2 separate regions of the Homo sapiens genome follow, and region 2 is linked to region 1. A link is a loop called in an ENCODE intact Hi-C map of the cell type or tissue named here. Cell type or tissue: GM12878. All regions are shown on one strand.

The links. Hi-C counts contacts between places; a loop is a spot of excess contacts. Peaks named below come from ENCODE experiments on the same cell type or tissue, not always from the same donor. Only the 100,000 strongest peaks of a DNase experiment are listed, where the experiment ranks them.
Region 2: it touches region 1 in a loop (2.9-fold over the local background); 5 of 110 quality-filtered maps call a loop at or near these places.

The regions. Positions count from the first base shown.
Region 1 is chr2:25,562,896-25,570,895 of GRCh38, forward strand. The region is part of intron 8 of DTNB (dystrobrevin beta); the gene reads right to left. Among named protein-coding and RNA genes, the nearest start is that of DTNB, 110 kb to the right of the region's middle. RefSeq lists enhancers at 709-853, 1,581-1,725 and cis regulatory regions at 780-781, 1,653-1,664. In GM12878, CTCF peaks have their summits at 3,427 (motif pointing right) and 4,724 (motif pointing left); DNase peaks (open chromatin) are centred at 1,033, 1,316, 3,946 and 4,706; H3K27ac peaks cover 1,203 bases.
Region 2 is chr2:25,273,641-25,281,640 of GRCh38, forward strand. It overlaps DNMT3A (DNA methyltransferase 3 alpha), which reads right to left. Exons shown (of 23, transcript NM_022552.5): 5 at 1,860-1,903; 6 at 1,301-1,447. Among named protein-coding and RNA genes, the nearest start is that of MIR1301, 51 kb to the right of the region's middle. RefSeq lists enhancers at 1,799-2,018, 2,642-3,233, 3,824-4,413, 4,414-5,003 and a silencer at 3,292-3,921. In GM12878, a CTCF peak has its summit at 3,760 (motif pointing right); a DNase peak (open chromatin) is centred at 5,731; H3K4me3 peaks cover 718 bases; H3K27ac peaks cover 6,773 bases.

The sequences.
Region 1 (8,000 bases):
AGTAGCTGGGATTACAGGCACCCACCACCACACCTGGCTAATTTTTGTATTTTGTGTAGAGATGGGGTTTCACTGTGTTGGGCAGGCTGGTCTCAAACTCCTGGAGTCAAGCAATCCATCTGCCTCAGCCTCCCGAAGTGCTGGGATTACAGGCATGAGCCACCATGCCCAGCCTAATCTACATATTTCACTGGTAAAATCACACAACATAAAATTTACCACCTTAACCATTTTTAAGTGTATAGTACAGTAGTAGTGTTAAGTATGTTCACGTTGCCATAACTTTTTCATCGTGCAAATCTGAAACTCTATACTGATGAAACAATAATTTCCCATTTTCTCCTCCCAACTGATAACGACCATTCTATTTTGCCCTTTACCCATTTTAAAACTGGGTTAGTTGGGGTGTTGTTTTTGTTGTTGCTGAGTTTTAAGAGTTCTTTATAATTCTGGATACAAGTCCCTTATCAGATACATGATTTGTAAATATTTTCTACTCAGTGGGTTATCTTTTTACTTTCTTGATGGCACCCTTTGAAGCACCAAAATCTTTAATTTTGTTGAAGTCCAATTTGTCTATTTTTCTTTTGTTGCTTGAGCTTTTGGTAGTATATTTAAGAAGGCACTAACTCAAGGTCATAAAGACTTACATCTAATCTCTTTTTCTAAGAGTTTTATAGTTGTAGCTCTTACATTAAGGGGTCTATAATCCATTTTGAATTCGTGTTTCATATGGTATAAGGCAGGGATCCAAATTCATTCTTTTGCCTGTGAATATCCAGTTGTTGTCTCAGCACCATATTTTGAAAAGACTATTCTTTCCTCCATTGGATGGTCATCACCCTCATTGAAAAATCGACAACAACAAATACAAGGGTTTATTTCTGGAGTCTCAATTCTATCTTCATGCCAGTATCACCGTCTTGATTACTATTGCTTTGAAGTAAGTCTTAAAATCAGGAAGTGTGAGTCTTCCAAATTTGCTATTCTTTTTTTTTCTTTTTTCTTTTTTTGAGACGGAGTCTCACTCTGTCGCCCAGGCTGCAGGCTGGAGTGCAGTGGTGCGTGCGATCTCAGCTTACTGCAAGCTCCGCCTCCCAGGTTCACGCCATTCTCCTACCTCAGCCTCCTGAGTAGCTGGGACTACAGGCACCTGCTACCACGCCCGGCTAATTTTTTGTATTTTTAGTAGAGATGGGGTTTCACCGTGTTAGCCAGGATGGTCTCGATCTCCTGACCTTGTGATCCACCTGCCTCAGCCTCCAAATTTGCTTCTCTTTTTGAAGACTGCTTTGACCATTTTGGATCTCTTGTATTTCTATATGAATTTTAGGATCAGTTTATGGGGTTATGCAGAAAAGCAGTTGAGATTTTCATAGAGACTGCACTGAATCTGTAGATGAATTGGGGAGTACTGTCATTTTAAATGTTAAGTCTTCTAACCCATGAACACAGCATGTCTATTTCCTTAGGTCTTAATTTCTTCTTTTTGTTATTTTTTTTGAGATGGAGTCTCTCTCTGTCACCCACGATGGAGCACAGTGGTGCGATCTTGGCTAACTGCAACCTCCACCTTCCAGGTTCAAGCAGTTCTCCTGCCTCAGCCTCCCAAGTAGCTGGGACTACAGGCACGCGCCACCACACCTGGCTAATTTTTTTTTTTTGTATTTTTAATAGAGATGGGGTTTCACCATGTTGGCCAGGCTGGTTTCAAACTCCTGACCTCAAGTGACCCACCCACCTGAGCCTCCCAAAGTGCTGGGATTATGGGCATGAGCCACCACACTCGGCCTATTTCTTTCAGCCATGTTTTCCACTTTTTAGTGCACAAGTTTAGTACTTCTTTGATTAAATATAATCCTATTTTGTTCTTTTTGATGCTACTGTAAATGAACCTGTTTTCTTAATTTCATTTTCAGATTGTTCATTGTCAATATAGAGAAATATAACTAATTTTTGCATTTTTTGAAGTAGGTTGGTACAAAAGTAATTGCAGTTTTTGCCATTAAAAGTAACGGGGAAACCACAATTACTTTTGCACCAATCTAATATTTTTGTATTGATTTTGTATCTTATAAACTTGGTAAATTTATTATCTATAATGGTTTTTTGTGTGTGTTAGGATTTTCTATATACAAGATCATGTCATCTGTGAAGAGAGGTAGTTTTACTTCTTCCTTTTCAATATGGATGCATTTTGCTTGCTTTCTTGCTTAAGTACCCTGGCTAGGACCTTCAGTACAATGTTGAATAAAAATGGCAGGAGTGGATATCCTTGTCTTTTTCCTGGTTTTAGGGGAAAAGCTTTCAGTCTTTCACTATTAAGTATGATGTTAACTGTGGGTTTTTCTTTCTTAAGAGACAGGGTCTCACTCTGTCACCCAGGCTGGAGTGCCAGTGATGCAATCATAACTTACTGCAGCCTCAACCTCCCAGGCTCAAGTGATCCTCCCACCTCAGCCTCCTGAGTAGGCAGGACTACAAGTGTACACCACCAAGCCCAGCTATTTTTTTTTCATTATTGTTATTATTTTGGTAGAGATAGCGTTTCACTATGTTGCTCAGGCTGGTCTCGAATTCCTGGCTTCAAGTGATTCTCCCTCCTGAGTCTCTCGAAGGGATTAAAGGTGTGAGCCACTCTGACTGACCACTGTGGGTTTTTCATAGATGTCCTTTTTCAGGTTGAGAAAGTTCTCTTCTATTCCCAGTTTATTGCATTTTTTTTTTATCGTGACAGAATTTTGGGTTTTGTCAAATTCCTTTTTCATATTTATTGAGATGATCTTATTTTTCATCCTTTAGTCTGTTAACAAGGTATATTATACTGATTTTTGCATGCAAACCAACTTTTGCATTTCAGGGGTAATTCTCACTTGCTCATGTTGTATAGTCCTTTGTATGTTCTTCCAAATTTGGTTTGCTAATATTACTTTTTTTAAAAAAACTAAGAGATTCAAGACGTAATAGTCTAGAAGTAGCTAATTGGAAAACAGGTAGAAAAATAATCAGGGTGACTAGTGTAGGCAGAATTCTGTTTACCTTCAGCGAACCCTGTCCTTGTATGATCTCTTCCCCTTTGAGTGTGGGTGGAAGCTATAAATATGATAAGCTATCATTCCTTCGATTACATTATGTTATAAGGCAAAAGGGAGATTACACTGGGTGGGCCTGGTCTAATCACATGAACCCCGTAAAAGCCATATTTCTCTGGCTGGTTGCAGGAAAGAAAATCAGAGAGATGCATTCTAGCTGGCCGAGAAGAAAGCAAATGTTCGTGTTGCAAACTGCCTATGGGGGGCCACATGAAAAGAAACTGTAGGCAGCCTCTGGGAGCTGAGACTCATCCTCAGCTGGCCGCCAGCAGGAAAATGGGGACCTCAGCACCACAGGTGCAACTAAACAAATTGTGCGAACAGGGAGCCAGCAGGAGGCCCTCTAAGCCCTAGGTGATAACTACAGCCTCAACTGACACTTCGATTTCAGCTCAGTGACACCTGGAGTAGACAGCCTGGACTTCTGACTTACAAAAACGGAGACAATAAGTTTCCACTATTTTAAGCAGTTAAATTTGTAGTAATTTTTTAATGCAAAAACAAAGTTAAAACAGTAAGCACAAGTCCTGGTTTGTCCAAGATAATCACAGTTTATGCATGTTGTCCCTGCATAATTAATAGTGTCTCCTTTCACACTCAAGTGGGTCTGGTTTTGATGATAAATTACATGGTCACCCTAATAGTCAATCCCTAATAGTCAACAGTCACCCTAATAGTCAATCCCTAATAGTCGATAGTCAATTGACCCTAATAGTCAATGCATGGGATGTGAGAGAATAAATAACCACCTGAAAGGGTTGCAGGGAAGTGGCGTTCTTCCAGGACAGCCAAATTTCAATGGAGACAGGGGGTGGAAGAAATGTGCAGAGAAGCAGTTGAAAGTGAAGGCAGCTTGCTGGCCAAGGACCAGCGGTGCTAAAGGGAAGTGAGCTGTGGAGGACTGACTTATGAGAAAGCTGGGCTGAGGCAGGAAGTACAGACCATGATAAAATGCTGGTGTCACCCAAGACAAGAGGTCAGACAGCTTAAACAAGGACACTGACTGATAGAAGCAGAGACAGGGGGCATGGCAGACCCAGCCTCAGCAGTTTCTTTGAGAAGAGGTGGCCATTGGGTTAAAGGACTTGATTTTGTATATTCTGTTTTTAATTTCTCCATGTGTATGTCTTAGCTCTTGCTTGCCACAAGTGGGGATATTGTCTTATAAGTTAAAAAAAAATTGTCTAGTTTTGTACTTTGCACAAAGTTAATTGTTTAATTATGACACGTGGCTATTTAAAACTGGTCAGGAGCATGCTCAGTAAGCACACCTTTTTCCCATGAATACATATTATCTTTCATAATTCAAGAGATGTGAGGAGAGGGACACCAGTCACATGGAAATTGAACACTGCTTCTGACCAAGATAAGTCAACAATCTCAATTGATCCAGGTCTGTCACGAGAAAATTTGCTCTGACTCCCTGAATGGCTTACTTTTGCTATCACTAATGCCCAAACAACTATGCTGCACATATATAAGCTGTCCATCAACATTTTTTTAAGTAAAGCAATATTTATTTAACAGAGATTGTTAAAGAAATCCAAAATACTTCCTCATTTATAGAAGATTTTGAAGAACACAATAAGTAACTTTGTTCAGAGGTGGACTCTGCCATCTGCTGGGAAGAAAGGTGAAATTTCCATACTATCAACCAGTCAGTTACATAACTACCCTCCATGAAGGCCCTCTACTAACTGTATCTGTGGTACAGGCGTATTTTGTATCAATGGACATACAGAGTGAGAGACTTCCTGCCAAGGAGTAACTAGATGGGAATCAGATCTATCTTGGTAAAGTGAAACCAAGGAAGCAGAGATCTGAATGGAAGGCAGAGAAGGAGGCATATTTGCTATGAGCCTTCCTTGCATATCAAGAAAGGCTGAATGAAGGCTGGGCGCGGTGGCTGACGCCTGTAATCCCAGCACTTTGGGAGGCCACGGTGGGCAGATCATGAGGTCAAGAGATCGAGACCATCCTGGCCAACATGGTGAAACCGCATCTCTACTAAAAACACAAAAATTAGCTGGCATGGTGGTACGCGCCTGTAGTCCCAGCTACTTGGGAGGCTGAAGCAGGAGAATCGCTTGAACCTGGGAAGTAGAGGTTGCAGTGAGCCAAGATCACGCCACTGCACTCCAGCCTGGCGACACAGGGAGACTCCGTCTCAAAAAAAAAAAAAAGAGGAAAAGAAAAGAAAGGTTGAAGAGTTTCAGTTGGGAAAAATGAAAAAGGTCTGGAGATGGATGCTGGTGATGGCCGCACAACAATGTGAATGTCCTTAATGCCACTGAACTATACACTTAAAAATGGTTAAGATGGTAAATGTTATATTACATATATTTTACCACACAATTAATAGGAGCTTGGGAGGGAGGGAAGGAAGTACGCAGGCATGGAGGGAGTTTGGTTTAAAGTGAATCAGAAAAGCACGTATGCCCAGATCAAGGAAAAGGAAGGTTAAGGCTAAAGACCATTTAATAGTGATTTAAAAAAAAACACACACAATTATATACCCAAAATACTTTACTTAAAAAAAACTAACCTATTTAAATATGGTAATAAAAATCCTAGTAAATATTATAGTTAGTTGTTTTAATAAAGTCTTCCTTCAAAAAGTATAATTTAGTAGGAAAACATAATAATCACTATGGTTAAATTAACCACTTATGTGGGAACCCTTGTTCTGATTACAAGGCTTTATCCCATGTGGGACAGAGTGTAATTTCCAAACAGATACTGGGTAGAAGATCACTGCGACAATGTCTCCACCACACAGGCACCTTTGCAATGTGACCCTCCCACAACCATCACCGGCACCATGAGTGGAGTCCCGTTCTCCTCCCCTTCATTCTGGGCTGGCCTCAGTGACTCTTCACATAAGGCAGAACGCAGCAGAAGTGAGGCTGCACTCCTCCCACCGCCTGGGGTGAAAGGCCTGTGCCTCGGCCATGCTCTCCTGGACAACTGCTGTCTGGATGCCTCCTCTAGGGATGCTGTCTCTTAAGACACAGCGGCCAAGAGGTGAGAAGCACAAGCCACATTAAGAGAACACACATAGGTGGCCCCAGTGTCTGTTCCAGCAGATCCCGGCCTTCCCCATCCCAGGGCATTCAGACACAGGAGGGAAGAACCCTCCAGTCACTCAAGCCACATCCTCCAACCCTGGTATTTCAGTCACCCCAGCGAAGGCCCCAGATGGCATGGAGCAGAAAAAAGCCAACCCTCTACCCCATCCAAATCTGCAGGTGTAATCAAATGATTGGTGTTTAATGTCACTAACTTTTGCTGCTTATTATGCAGCAAGAGTCACTGGAACACCACAGTACTGATGGCAAGGTTACTCAAATATTTATCAAGCGTCTCAAAGAAGAAGACTGATATAACCTTGCATGTTTGAATACAAAAATTAATATTTAGTTACTGTCCACTCTCTTATTTCCAGGTAGAGGGACTCTCTGACCCTCACTCACTCCTCTCCTAATCAGACTGGTTGGTTTTAGAGAAGGAAATGAACATGCCTAGATCAACCCCTTCCTCTCCCTTTTTTCTTGGGATCTGCACACTCCGCAGAGAGCACGAATTCTCCTCTCCACCCAGATCCATAAATGTTCAGGATCTGCTCCCTGCTGGAAATGCCAGCAGTTGGGTGGGGGTATATTTGATTCGGGGGCTACTGGCAAGTCCACAGTTTCCCCACAATTAAAACTACTTTCTCAAACAGACTGCCATTTGCCTAACTCCTGGCTGTCATCTTGTGGGGAGGAAAAGTGAAGTGCAACTAATGAGTCTTCTAAAATTCCAATAGGAACTACTATTAGAAATGGTGGCCGGGCGTGGTGGCTCAGACTGTAATCCCAGCACTTTGGAAGGCCGAGGCGGGCAGATCACCTGAGGTCAGGAGTTTGAGACCAGCCTGGCCAACATGGTGAAACCCTGTCTCTACTAAAAATACAAAAATCAGCCGAGCGTGGTGGCGGGCGCCTGTAATCCCAGCTACTCAGGAGGCTGAGGCAGGAGAATCACTTGAACCTGGGAAGGGGAGGTTGCAGTGAGCCGAGATCGTGCCCCTGCATTCCAGCCTAGGCAACAAAGCAAGACTGCATCTGGAAAAAAAAAAAAAAAAAGGAAATGGTGTTGGAGGGCTGGGCTCCATGGCTTATGCCTGTAATCCCAGCACAGGAAGGTAGAGGTGGGCAGATCACTTGTGCTCAGCTCAGGAGTCTGAGACCAGTCTGGGCAAAACTAGCAAAACACTGTCTCTACAAAAATTATCTGGGAATGGTGGCACACGACTGTAGTCCCAGCTACTCAGGAGGGTGAGGTGGGAGGACTGCTTGAGCCCAGGAGGTCAAGGCTGTAGTGATCCATGATCACGCCACTGCACTCCAGATGGACAATAGAGTGGTTTCCTGTCTCAAAAAAAAAAAAAAAAAAAAAAAAAGAAGAAAAAAAAATGGGTTAGAAATAGATATTCATTTATTCATTAGGAGACTTAGCTATTCTAGCTGTCTCCATCTTTCTTAAACCTACTTTAATCGGTTTTTGCCCCCATCACTCCACAGAAACTGTTCTCCAGACAATCTCCACATTGTTAGACAAAGGGTCAGTTCTTATTCCTTACTTGACTGTTGGCAGCATTTGACACAGTTGATCACTTCCTCCTCCTCAAAACACATTCTTCACTTGTTTTCCAGAACACACACTCTCCTGGCTTTCATCCCACCTCACTGGAGGCAGGATCTTCCTCTTCTCCCAGATGTCCTCATATTGAAGAGCTTCAAGGGTCAGTTCTTACTCCTCTTTTTCCTGCTCTATCTTCACTCATTCTCTTCATGGTGTAAGTGGTATCACCCAGTCTCATGGCTATTTTAAATATACGCCATTGACTCCCAGATTTATACTTCT
Region 2 (8,000 bases), 290 kb before region 1:
TTCCCTCCTCAGTCTTTCAGCCTCCATTTTCTCACCTCTCTGCATGGCTGAAGCCCTCCACGGGCTGTTCCCACCTCCCCGACCCCCACAGAAGCTTCTCTATAAAGTCACCAGCTCCTTTCCAGGTTGTCCAACGCCATGGGCATGTCTCAGTGAATTCAGCTTTCCCTAGGGCTGGGCAGCCACCCTCTGGGAAAACCCCGTGCTTCCCCAGACACCGCTCTGTACTGCTTTCTCCCTCAGTCCCTACTGCCTGCCACTCCTCCTCTCCATGTGGCCCAGAAATGTCGGGGTTTTCATGGACATGTTCTGAGACTTCGTCTCTCCTCCTTCTCCCCTTGCTGAGCCCTTAAGTTCCCATGGATTTAAATGCCAGGGTTCTGCTCTCAAATCCCACCTCTGTCGCCCGTACTTCCCTACAGCCCAGACTCCAGGCACCTGGCATCTCACACGGAGCCCTCAATTCCCACCTGTCCCAAACTCATCCTCCCCTGGGTCTTCCCATCTGAGCAAATGGCACAACCATCACCAGGTGTTCAGGCCAGACCCCTGTGAGTCCTCCTTGAGTCCACCAGTTCCCCTCCCTGCCGGTCCATCAGCAAGCCCTAGCTATTCTAGCTCCAAAATACACCCCAAAGCTCTTCTCTGTCTCCACTGCTGCCTCTCAAATCCACATCACATCCTTCCTGTGCACAGAAACCTTCTATGGCTGCCCAGTATTGTCAGAAGTAAGCCAGCTTTTGGGCAGACTCTGCAGGTCTCCAACTGATGTGTGGAGCCCCGCCTGCCTCTCTGGCTGCATCTGGCCCTTTCTCCTTTGCCATTTCACCCTGGCATACAGTTTGCCAAACAAGTCAAGGCCTTGCTGGTGCTGTTTCCTCTGCCTAGAACACTCTCCCTGACCCCACTCCTCACAGAGCCAGCTCTTCGGTTCCTTCAGACCTTAACTGAAATGCCACCTCCTCCAAGAAGCCTGTCTTGACCACCCCAACTAAAGCAGGCCTCTGCTATCTTCTATTTCAGCCCCTTGTTTCTTTATGTTCTGCCTGTCTCCCCCATCAGAATGTCAACTCCATGAGAGCAGGAACCGTATACGCCCAGGGTCTAGTACACAGCCAGGTATACAGTAAGTGTTCAATAAGCATCTGCTGAAGGAGCAGATGAACCAGTCATCATGACTAGAGATTAAGAGGCTCCCAGTAAGTTCTAAGGGTTAGCCTGAAGGGGAAACTGAGGCCCATCACTTCTGGTTTTCCAGTTCTGCAGGACGGGCTGGGGCCCAGGCCAGAAGGCGCCTCACCTCCCTTTTCCAGCGTGCCAGCCACTCGTCCCGCTTGCGCTTGCTGATGTAGTAGGGGTCCCCCGCCTGGAAGGTGAGCCTCGGCATGGGCCGCTGACGGAGGCTGGACTCCCAGCCCAAGCCACCCCGCAGCCGGCCCCGGGAGCCCTAGGACAGAGAGACAGACATTAGGGCATTAGGGTGGGCACTGACGGACCCACCAAGGAGGCACTCGCCTCAAACACAATGTGGACACTGGCTCCTGGCCAGAGAGGGCACCCCTGGGAGTGCTGGGCAGGCCCCGTGTGGGCTGGAGGAGCGAGGGGCATGTGTGGCGGGGGTGGGGGGGCACATGGACACGGCCACAGGCCACGAAGGGAGGCGTCTGGCCTCTGGAGGGGGATGAGCCGGCTGCCTTGTTGGGGGACTTCCAACCTCCACGCCCACTTCCTCTCCTTCCCACAGAGGGATGTGTAAAGAAGGAGGAGGGGCCCACCCTCCGCCCCCTCACACACACTCGCCACCCGTGTCCTTCTTCTAGAATCAGGATCCACAGAGCCCCTGGGGGTGGAACACTTGCCTCCATTTTCATGGATTCGATGTTGGTCTCCTTCTGTTCTTTGCCTGTGGAGAGGGAAGAACAAAGGGACCAGTTCGTTGGTCGGCAGAATTACTGGAGTGGCTCACAGGCCCCACCTTGTGCCTGGGGTCCCTGCCACAGGGGATGGGGGTCCTCTGGCCGTTTAGCTGTTCATGTGTTAAATATGATGGCCCACCACATGCCAGGCACAGTGCTGACCCTGAGGACCCAGCAGGGCCTAGGGCAGAGAAAGAACTCGGGCAGGGGCAGGCCTTGAGGCCCAGGCAAGAGGGAACACGAGGAAATTCAGAGCTGGGTTTCTGGCCTGTCAACTCTGTCTCAGGTACACAGAAGGGGACTAAAAATACCCCCATTCTGCTGCTCCCAGTCAAGAGACCTCCTTCCCCAAAGGAGGAGCAGGAAGGCAGAGGGGGTGCGGAAGGAGGAGGGGGTGCAGGAAGGCCTGGGCCAGAGGGCCAGCCTGAGCGGCCTCCCTGGCCCTGCAAGGGAGTGTTTGCAGAGGCCTTCTGGGCATAAGGGCATGTACTGGGGGGCGGTGGGTACCGGGCCAACTGGAACAAGACCCCGGTGAAGCAACTTCCTCTCTACGAGACTCAGTTTCCTCATCTGGAAAATAAGGATGCTGGATGCGATTTCCAAGGTCCGCCTGCAGGTCCAAATATTATGATTCTATTACTAATCTCATTCTCCGTCCCTCCACTCCCTGCCCCATGCTCAGGCCCCTGAGCTCAGCCTTTAATCTAGAAGACTTGAGTTTGGATTCCAGTGTGACCTCTGTAACCTCTCCTGGCCTGTTTTCCCACTGAATCAAGGTAGATAAATGTTCTAAAATCATTAGGTTATGGTGAGCATTAAGTGCCTACTGTGGGGCCTGGCATACTGTAGGTGCTCAATACATGTTAGTGTGGTTCTCCTTCCCTAAGGATTCATTTCCTCTACTGGGCCCTGATTCCAGGTCCTGGCAGGGAAGTCTCAATTTCCCTATTGAGACCTTGCCCTCTCCCTGTGCTTCTCCAAGCCCCCAGCATGAGGGGAGCTGCGCTCCTCCCAGGCATCCCCCTGCACTCCCCACCAGGTCCTCACCACCCTTTCCAGGCACCCCTTCCAGGCCCAGCGCCCCGGAGGCTGCGGGGCTGGCTGATTCTGCCTCCCATAGCTTCTTGCTGGAGGTGGGGAAGTGAGCCCTCCTTCCACCTGGGCCCCTGAGCTTCTTTGTCGGGAACCGACAGCGTATCGGGCCTGGGCCCACTGCAGGAAGGTCACTAAGGCTGGCTCATGGTAGCTTGGGGTGGGGGGAGACAAAGAGCCTGAAACGGAAAAAACAGCCCCGACTTCATCTCCTGGCTGTGAAGCGGAAGCCAGCCACAGTGTTCACGCCGCGGGTCCTCAGCCCGGGAGGCCACTCCCTTCCCTCGTGACAGGGGGGTCCTGGACTGGTTTTGGGCTGACCCCGGGCGCCCAGGACAGCGCTGTCCTCCGTGGTTCTGTCCCTGGTGACAGCGACTCCCGCTAGCTAGGCCCGGGAGCACCAGGGGGAGGGAGGCAGGAGGGCCACCGTGGGTGCGGGCCTGGCGCCGGGCTCAGCCCGCGGGGGCCGCGTGGGCGGGGACGGGGCGTCTTGTCGCGGGCACCTGTGCGCGTGGGCGGGCGCGCACTCGCCAGCGCTTTGTTCGTGACCGGCCTTTTAAGGGCTGTCTCACCCATCTTGTCTGGCTCTGCCTCCCTGTTTCCTTTCCGTCCTCTCTCCCACCACAGCCAGCTCCCCACTTTTTTCGCGGGGGCCCCCTCCAGCCTGTCCGGGGCCTCCCCGTTCCCAGGCCAGGGCTTCCCCCTCCTCCCAGACCTCGTTGCTCTGCCCGGTGAGGCCCCGGGCTCCCAGCAGGGGGCGCCTGCTCGCGATCAGGTGGCGGCCTGGGGGCGGCCTGGCGGTCCCGGCGGACCCTGACGCGGCGGGGCTCCGGGGCTCGCGGTGGCGCTGGGAACCACTGTGTCAGCCCTGCGGCTAGGGCGGGGAGTGGAGGACCCCCGGGCTGGCTCTCGGACCTGGACTTGGGGCTTCCGACTGCATTTTCTCCCCAGCCCGCTTTAGAACCTCAAACGTTTCCTACTTGGGACCCTCCATGGCATTTAATTACTTTTACGGATAATTATTTATTCATTAGAATATTAGAAAATCAGGGTTGAAAGGCTTTGCAGAGATCATTGAGTACTTGTTCAGCACTTAAATTTTGCAGAAAGCTGAGACCTGGGGGGTGGAGTGACTTAAGGCCGGAGCTGAGATGAGCTTTTCAGGGGTCCTGATGCCCCGGCAAGCTCCCTCTCCGCTGCACCACTACTGTTATTTCTCAATGTGACCCCCTTCCTAATTTCCCAGCCCCCCAAGCTCCCCAAAACAGAACGATTTTTCCCTATGCAGTTTCCAACTGGCTTCTTTCTGGAATTTTCTCCCTGACAGACTCTGCGCATGCCCACTTGAGTGATCACACACACACACACACACACACACACACACACACACAGACACACACGCTTTCCAGCCTGGCCGGGCCGCCTCGGAATGCGGCACTTGTCGTGAGTCAGGGAGGGTCAGCTGCTCTCTCAGTACGGCCTATGCAGCCCAACTGCTCCTGGCCCAGGCCCAGGGTCACCGCCAGGGCCAGGTGGTTGTGACCTTCCAGTGTGGCCCTGACAGGCCCGAACATGACCCTAGTGCATCTCAGGACTTGGGGGCAGGGGAGGCCAGGGTGCTTCTAACACTCGCCTTCGAGTCTGAGCTATACTCAGCCAGAGGCCACCCAAGTTCTCTTTAAAATGAACTCAAATCTCCATGACCAGGCTGTAGCCAGGTTTACCTCAGAGGGCAGTCACTGGCCTGAAAAGGGGCCCTATGCTCAGAGTAGAGAGGGGTTTTGTGCTGACCCTAATCCGGTCTCTCACCAGTTGCATAATCTTGGGTAAGTAATTTAACCTTTCTGAAGCTTCAGTCTCCCCATCTGAAAAATGAGGATAATAAGAGTCTTCCAGGCTGAGTGCAGTGGCTCATGCCTGTAATCTCAGCACTTTGGAAGGCCAAGGTGGGCAGATCACTTGAGATCAGGAGTCCACGACCAGCCTGGCCAACATGGCGAAACCCTGTCTCTACTAAAATTACAAAAATTAACCAGGTATGGTGGCTGGCGCCTGTAATCCCAGCTACTCCGGAGGCTGAGGCAGGAGAATCGCTTCAACCTGGGAGGTGGAGGTTGCAGTAAGCCAAGATTGTGCCACTGCACTCCAGCCTGAGCGACAGAGTGAATGAGACGCTGTCTCAAAAAAAAAAAAAAATCTTCCTCCCGTGATCACACATGGGGCATAATACACAGCAGAGCTTCTGAAACTTTCATATACATGGGAAGCATGAGGCCCTCTTTAAAATGCAGATTCTGATCCAGCAGGTCTTCAGTGGAGCCTGGAATTCTGCATTTCTAAATTCCTGGGTGCTGCCAACACTGCTGGTCTATGGACCACTGTGAGTAGCGAGGAGAGAGAATGCCCAATACAGTCAATACTCAATAAGGGAAAGCCACATCGCCACTGCCACCTGAATCATCATCATTATGGCATTAATGCTGGCGGGGGCAGGAACAGACCCAAGACAAGCACAGGCCTGTCGGGTGTTGGCTCCTGTCCCTATCACTCATCTCATCATCTCCCGTCTTCCTGATTCTTTCTCCTGGCTGTACTTTCAGCACATGCTCAGGCTACAAGAAACGCTGCCTTAAAAAGTCTGTTTTTGCTGTACAGGAGCTAATGAAAGGGGTTCCAGGAGAGCATCCCCTGAAAAGAGACCTGGAATAAGGGGAACTGAAAGGAGACCACGGCCGAGCCACATCCTCTCCGGGGCCTTAGTCTCCTTCCTCATCTGAATCAACCAGCTGAGCATGTGTTCTATGTCAGCTGACTGCTGGAACCGTGACCGAGCCTCCACACCCTGATTAAGCCACTGTCCGTTGCATATTGGCAGAGCCTAGGCCACTGCCCACCCCGCGAGGTAACATCTCACCAATTTCAGCTTCCAGGCAGTGCAGTGGCCTTCAGGGATCCTACCAGCTCTGATCCCTGCCAGAATCTATACTTCCTGGATAGCTGGGACCACACAGGAGTGTACCAAGGCCAAAGTTTGTTTTTTTTTTTTGTATTTTTTTGAGATGGAGTCTCACTCTATTGCCCAGGCTGGAGTGCAGTGGCACAATCTTGGCTTACTGCAACCTCCACCTCCCGGGTTTAAGTGATTCTCCTGTCTCAGACTCCGGAGTAGCTGCGACTACAGGCATGCACCACCAAGCTCGACTAATTTTTTTTTGTATTTTTAGTAGAGACAAGGTTTCACTGTGTTGGCCCGGCTGGTCTCGAACTCCTGACCTCAAGTCATCTGCCCGCCTGGGCCTCCCAAAGTGCTAGGATTACCAGCATGAGCCACTGTGCCCAGCCTCAAGGCCAAATTTTGGAGGTCAAGGAGACTTAAAGAGTTTTTGCCCACCACACTCAGCACTAAGATTCTAAGGAAGATCCACCTGTCTGAAAGTCCCAGACCCAGGAATCATCCTTGACAGCATCTCTCCCTCACCTCTCATGTTCCTGGCATTTGTCCCCTCCCTTCATCTCTGCTGCCATCCTGCTCATCAGCCCCTCCGATGTCATCCTGCTTCCCAGCTCCTCCATTCCATCCCAGGATCCAGATGACATGAGCTTTTCAAATTGCAAAGCTGATTACATCACACACACTGCCCACTCCCCGCCTCCCCACCCCCCGCCTCCCCGCCCCCCCACCCCCCACCCCGGCAGCCACCTTTGAAGGCCTGGCCTGTCTGCCCCAGCACTTTCCACACCCTTCTCCTTTGCTCTCTGCACTCTAGCCTTGTGACATCTATCAGTTCCCTGGGTGCCCTGCTCCCTCCCACCTGGGAGCCTTCTTCCCTGTTCTCACTCTCTCCCTCTACCCCTCACCCAGTGGACTCCCTTCGCCCTTCAGCTCGCGCTGGACAGCCCAGGCCAACTCAGGTTCTTCGTTGCAGTTCCCCTGGACATGTTTCACTTCCCTTAGAGCGCTTATCTCCATGTGTAATCTCATCTTTTTAAGGGTGGATTTCTCATTAATGTCTGTCTCTCCAGCTGACTGTGAGGTCCTTGAGGGCAAGAAGCAGGTTTTTGTTCATAATAGTTTCCCCAGTCCCTGGTATGGATCCTAGCACACCCTGAATGGGTGTTTTAAGAAACACCTGTTGACTGATCGATGCAGGAGCCCTTGAGAACAGCTAGAAATGGAAGTAGGGAAATCCCAAAGTGAAAACAAACCCTCAAGGCCAGAGAACAGCTTTGGGGCTATGGCTCCATGCTTCAGGGCAGGAAGGAATGCCGTGACCCTGGGTAGCAGCTCGGCAGGAGTCATGGTGGGGTCCTGGGAAGCGAAGTCAACTGCAGTCAGCCCATGGGAAGCACCACATTTGGAAGGGCAGGGCTGATGGGTTCTCTCACACACCTGGCATTGTTAATGGGAAGGATGGTGTCTTCTCCCTTTCCTCATCTGTTTCACTCCCCTCAGGCCCTTCCCACTCTCGGGAAGTATCAGAATATGTGCAAGAGGCCTAGACAATTCAGGACCCGTCTCCGCACCAAGTCCCATTCCAGGACAGCGGAAAATAGTAGAAAGGCACAAGACCAGGACTGAATGAGCCCTGGATCTGCCACTTAAGGTTGGGGCTCCATGAGCAAGTCACATCATTGTTTTAAGCCTCAATATTTTTCTCCTGAAATGAGGATAATCATATCTCTTGAATAAGATTGTTAGAGGAGTAAATAAAACAACTAATACAGATTCCCTCTGTAGTGTTCTGCACATAGTGGGAGCATCATACATATTTGTCGAATAATAAATGAATAAAAGCTTCTTAATAAGTTTGGAAATTTGTATTCTGGAAATGTTCTCTATCCTGCATGAACATTAGGTTGGATCCATGCAAAATAAGTTACGCCAATTAATCAATTTACTCATTTCATCATACACGCTTGGAAGGAAGACTTTTTGAAATTAAAATGCACATATGCAAAACAACCTGGCAGGGCCCTGGGAGGATCAAATGT